Regions from separate parts of the Mus musculus genome. Here region 1 is linked to region 2. The links are chromatin loops, found by intact Hi-C in ENCODE. Cell type or tissue: left cerebral cortex. All regions are shown on one strand. Links, peaks and the distances in the headings refer to the core of each region. The heading gives the core; the rest is flanking DNA.

Evidence for each region. A loop is a pair of places that touch in the nucleus more often than their neighbours do. Peaks named below come from ENCODE experiments on the same cell type or tissue, not always from the same donor. Only the 100,000 strongest peaks of a DNase experiment are listed, where the experiment ranks them.
Region 1: it touches region 2 in a loop (2.0-fold over the local background); 4 of 42 quality-filtered maps call a loop at or near these places.

The regions. Positions count from the first base shown.
Region 1 is chr2:71,017,750-71,020,667 of GRCm38, forward strand. Mettl8 (methyltransferase like 8) reads right to left here. Exons shown (of 10, transcript NM_145524.3): 2 at 471-625. The coding sequence starts at 613. Among named protein-coding and RNA genes, the nearest start is that of Mettl8, 36 kb to the right of the region's middle. In left cerebral cortex, for the core only: no CTCF peak of the experiment used is centred there; DNase peaks (open chromatin) are centred at 1,464, 1,657 and 2,184; H3K27ac peaks cover 1,194 bases.
Region 2 is chr2:70,957,831-70,960,748 of GRCm38, forward strand. No RefSeq gene overlaps it. Among named protein-coding and RNA genes, the nearest start is that of Gm39843, 36 kb to the left of the region's middle. In left cerebral cortex, for the core only: no CTCF peak of the experiment used is centred there; DNase peaks (open chromatin) are centred at 873, 1,321 and 1,794; H3K27ac peaks cover 1,731 bases.

The DNA of each region.
Region 1 (2,918 bases), core at 227-2,726, 60 kb after region 2:
AGGGAACGTCTCTTTTCAATTCCATTTGCAAAGAAGTTCAGAACACGTAAGTCAGTGTTGGTTACACAGGCTTTCGGACTTTTACAACCTCACTTAATATCATCAACTTGAAAAAAAAATCCTTTCTCAAAGGGTGTGGTGGTATAAGCCTTTGATCCCAACACTCAGGAATCAGAAAATGGCCTGGTCTATATAGTGAGTTCTAGGACAGCCAGGGCTACAAAGAAGAGTCTGTCTTAAAAAAAAAAAATCCTTCCTTGGTCATAATGGGAAAAAGACACCTAAAGAGTATAAATAATATCAAATTCCCACGTCTTGCTGCTCAGTCTGATGATCTGAGTTGGGTCTTTAGAACCCACATGGTGGACGAGGAGAAAAGACTCCCGAAACTTGTCCTCTGGCCTCCATTCGTGCTCTGTGGTCCTGTTTCACAAATAAATACATGAATAGGGGAGTGGGGGGAAACTCACCACATGTTGTGTTCAAAAACTTTGGCGGGGTCAGTTAAAATCCTCGACCCCAGAGGGGCTACCGGGTGGACGCCACTCTGGCATCGGTGTGGTACCTTCCCCTGCCTCAGTCGGCAAATGCAACTTCTCCAAATCACATTCATCCTAAGCAGGACCTGCAAAGTCACAAACAGCTAATTAACTACTCAACAAGCATTCAAATAGTTTGCCAAAACCAGGCAAAGACACAACGAGAAAAAGAAAGCTATAGATGAATTTCTTTGAATGTATATGTAAAATTTTTCAATAAAATACCTGCAAACCAAATTTAGAGACATAATAAGATTAAACATTATGAACAAGTGGGCTTCATCCATGAAAGGAAAGGTTGGCTCAATATATGTAAATATATAAAAGTAATACAGCATATAAATATATATATATATATATATATCACATAATTCATTCAGTTGATGCTGAAAAGGCATTTGACAAATTCCAATATGTGTTTACAAGGAAAGTACTGGAGACTTTAGGAATAGAAGCAGCATGCTTCAAAATAATAAAGCTATACACAACAAATCTACAGCCACCATTCCAGGGACAAGCTGAGGCCATTTCCTCTAAAATCAGGAATGGGACCATTTGATAGAGTGCTCAAAGTTTAAGCTGTAGCAATTAGACAAGACAAAGGCATAAAATGATAAAAACAGGAAAGAAAGAAGTCAAACTATCTTGCTAGCAGACAACATGATTTTTTAGTTAAAAGACACTATTGGGTCCCCTAAAAAACCCCAGACCCAATAAACACCTACATAAAGTTGCAGGATAGATTCCATGTATAGCAAGAATGTACTCTCAGAGAAAGAAGTTAGGAAAAAAGATTCAAAATGCATCCCCACCCCCAGATTAAGTATTTAGGAATATGTCTAGTCAAGGAAAAAGTCTTCTACAGACTACGTCTAAAAAAGGAAATCACAGAGCTACTAAACAACGGGAAACCCTCTGTGCTCCTGGATCAGTAGTCTACGCATGTGGACTTTTCAATAGTTGGTGTACTGTTGCAAATATATTTATTTTCCCATACAACACACGCACTTCAGTTCTAGCTCAAGAGAAGAATCATGAGTTGAAGCTGGTGTTGATAATCTAGAATTTAAAGGTTATTGCACTGTAAGTGTGTTCTGGTAAACACAGCGCTCTCAAGTCTTTATGGAAACGTGTTCACAGGGAGCCTCCTGTGTCAGTGCTGCTGCTGTCTGGTGGCTCAGCTGTTCCTCATGGCACTCAGCCTACTGCTGTAACCAGTTGGGAGAAACCGGCTCTGGGTAACACGTATGGGACAGGCATCGAGGGCTATCAGAGGTGCTACTCGACATAAAACCACGCTGTAGTAAACACCCTTTACTATCCTGCTCAAAACGAACTGCAGAATGTCAAAAACATCTCACTACACTTTCACAAAAAAAAAAAATTAATTAATTAATTAAAATAAAATAAAAAAATCAAGATTTTTCCTGTTGGGGTTTTAATAAAAGAGCTTGGTTGGGCATTAAAAGGCTCCACCAGTGAGCAACAGCCACTGCCCACCCCAGCTCCTTGTTTGTCCCTTCTCCTGGATGCAGCTCTGCTGCCTTTACCCTGCTGTGTCTTTGTTCTTTTTCCAGTCAGTGCCCCACACAACACCAGCAGCACTCTACCTACAGAACTATCTTTAGACCTTTCCACATTATCTATTCATACAATGTCCTGCATGCTGGAGAGCAGAGACTGATTACACCCACAGAGACAGGCAATATGCTCAAAATGTAAAATGATGCAAACAATTCAAATGATCACATGATTCTAATCACTGTTCAAAAAAAGGGAAGGAAAGCAAAGTCCCTCTCACTTAAATGACCACAGATAAAACGACATAACCAGACCGGCTATGAACAGAATGTCAGGCCTGTGCTTTGACGGCCGCTGGACAGTGGACAGAGCTCTGCGTGGTCAGGGCCTAAGCAAGTGGCGATTTCCTTGTTTAGGCAGTTACTTCTATAACCGACTACACAGAAATCTATCTCTTTCATTTCTTTATCATATTTAATAGCCACATCTGGCGCTATACTACTATCTAATCTCCTTAATTAGATAAATATCTAATAAATCTAGCAGAAACACAGAAAATCTTTTAAATACATAATTTTAATATATTTAAAGTTCTCAAATTAAACTGCAAGCTTCTAGAAGCAGGACTGCTATTTGTGGATGGTTTGACTGCATAAAAATGGTACTTTTCTGACATAAAGGAATGAAAGCTGAGATGCTACCACAGACCTCATAAATACTGGAAAACTAAAATATATTACAGACAATTCTTTACTCATTTATTTATGGGATATATAACTTTGAAAAACAACTTACCTATAATAACTTTCTAAAACATCACAAGAAAAAAAATCTAAGCAGGCCTAAACTTAATAATGA
Region 2 (2,918 bases), core at 305-2,804:
ATCCTACTTGATATACAAAGATTAACTGAGGAAAACTTAATTGCTACTTTTTTTTTCCTGTAATGGACTAGGAAGTAGCTCTGAAAAGGAACTATAGGTTGAGAACATTGCCAAGGAATTTGTGTAAGTATAGCAAAATGCACATTTTTCCTGGATCCAGTTTCATTAGCCCATGTAGAAGAGATGAGGTTGGTGTTTGTTGGTGTCGGGGAACCTATCAAGGGTCATCTTCTTTGTAACATCTGAGAGCAAAGCTCCCTGCACCCCCCACCCACCCCCACCCCGGCGCCGGGGGGGTGGGCTCTCTGCTTTCCTTAGTAGCTGCTTGTTAAAGAAAATCATGTTTAAGACACAGAACACACAGAACACTGAGATGCCAAGTTCACAGGTATCTGGACACTGTGACTACTTCAAGTCCAATATTGATCCCACCCACACCCTTTCTGCAGTGCTCATCTGCCTCTCTCTAGCTCAGTGGTTCTCAACCTTCCTAATGCTGCAACTCTTTAATATAGTGCTTCATGCCGTGGGGACCTCCATCCATAAAATTATTTTCACTATTACTTCATTAACTGTAATTTTGCTACTGTTACGAGTTGGAATGCAACAACCAGTGTTTTCCGATGGTCTTAGGTGGCCTCCTGTGAAAAGGTCGGTTGACTCCAAGGTGGGGCTGTGCCCACCGGTTGAGAATCACTACTCTAGCTTCTCCTTCTTAAAGGTTAAGTGGTTGTGAGGCCGCAGGCAACAGAGAATCAATAGCTGTTGTTTTAAGTTCTTGGCCAAGCAGTGGCACCTGTAGCTTGCCTCTGACAGCTCCAGCGGCAGCTGAGGGTGGGCTGTCTTCAACCATCTGGAGATTTTAATGTGTTCCACCCATCTCATACCAATGTGTTTTGTCCAAGCTGGGTTTACTGTGCTCTGAGCCCTTTGAGGTGGTGTTCAGGGGAGCTGTGCTCTGTAGCCTCCTGCATAGGCCTCGCAGGTGTGCTTGTGTCTTTTCCAGCTGATGCTATTTTTCTTGACCTCGCCCCCCTCTCCCTCCCCCCCCCCCGCCCCCGTAGGCTCTCACCCGCACAGCTATTATCACTTGCTTGTTGCTGCACTTTGCTGATTCATACTCATAGGAAAAAGTAATTTTGTCTTCAACACCTCTTCCTTGTCATTTAAGGCCTATGTTAATGAAAGGCAGATTTTGGCACCTACTCTCCTCTATAGCTCTGAGGCCATAACACAGGTTTATTAAAAAAACGAAGATGCAAGAGTTCTTTTACTTCCATTTATATCTATAACCCCATGCAAACCAGCGTGCAGGGTACCTTTGCGCCTTTCGAATCCCAGACCGTATTCCAAAAAAGGATCCACATTTCATGTTTGAATTGGCATTAATGTGTCATTCATGTACACACAGGCTTTAAATAAAGATGTTTCATGCATGCTTTCTTTCTGACACCTCCCGACTTCACAGATTTTTTTAGGTTACAGTACAGCCAAATCCCTCTGAAGATGTTTTAAGGGCCTTTTCCCTTCCTTGAATTTTCCTTTTAACTTAAAGTGAGGAGTACGCAAGTGCTGTGTGCTCTGCTAGGAGGTACGCCAGGTTCAAGGCTGAGCCTGTGGGGTCTCCGGGATGGGAGCAGGGGGTTGGGGGTGGGGCACAGCTGAGCAGACTCAGAATGCTGCAGAGAACTGATTGAGGGGTTTTGCTCTGTCATTCCTCACGGGTCACCTCCCTTCCCTCCTTCCTTTCCATTTTATAACCCAGTCAAGTGTGACCTACTTTTTTCACTGAATGACCGGATCTTCGATGAGCAGGAGGATCCTTGAGGGTTCTACGAGCCAAGCTCCCACAAGCTCTGCACCACATTTAGAGGCTCTCTATTCCTCAGTGTTTTTCCCAGCAGCCTGTGAACCCACAAATGAAAAGGATTTTGGAGTAAAGGCAATTCCAGGTCTACATCCTGACTCTGTCACTTAATACCTCTAATATCCTGGGCGAGTTACCGAGGATTTCAGAGCACCCGCCTCATCTGTTAAATGGCCCCAGTAACAGCTAATTCATAGGCTCTTGGGAATCAAATGAAGTACCTACTGTATACAAAATCAGCACTCAGAGCTGAATGGAGAGTAGTGAAGTGGTTCAATGGGACCTGGAACCTATTCTTTTCCTGGGAGACTCCCAGGCAATACCTTTCCCACAGCACAGTACTGTTGTTCTCTCAGTGTCTCAAAAAGCATTGAAAAAGTACATGTTGAGTGCTGTGTGCACGCTGCCTTGTAGATTGTAGACGCTATTATTAATAACAACACCTCCCATATTCAGTGCTTAGGATTTACAATGTGCTTCCACAAGAGGGGAAAGTACCCTCAACGTGTGTGTGTGTGTGTGTGTGTGTGTGTGTGTGTGTAGTCTACTGATGACTAGCAGAGGCAGGCAGGAGGGGCAGAGGCTCTCAAAGAGGGCTATTAGCGATGCAAATGTGAAGTCAACTGCTCCTGTGAGGAGCATAACCAACATCAGAACCAATTAGGTAACAAAGCTGATCTATTCAGGCTTCAGACCTTAGGAGATGGAAAACCACAGAGGTGGGGTGAAGCAGTTCAGGGAGAGAATGAGACGATGCAGACGTTCATGTGACTCTGGCTTTTGTGTGCCCCCCCCCCCCAGCCCCCAGGAAGATAGCTATTTTCACACACCAACTAATGTGTAGCAATGATTTACAAGTACTTAATGGTAGAAATCGGGATGTATTCTCAGTTTGGAGACGCTGCATAGGGAACTCGCACAAGTATGTTAGCAGAAGTCAATGGCAACTGAGTGTTCCAGTGCACAATGGGAGATGTGTAACAGAGACCCCTAATGAGTAGCCTCGAAACCTTCTCAAGCAGAGCTTCATGGGAGGATGTTTCCAGGCAGA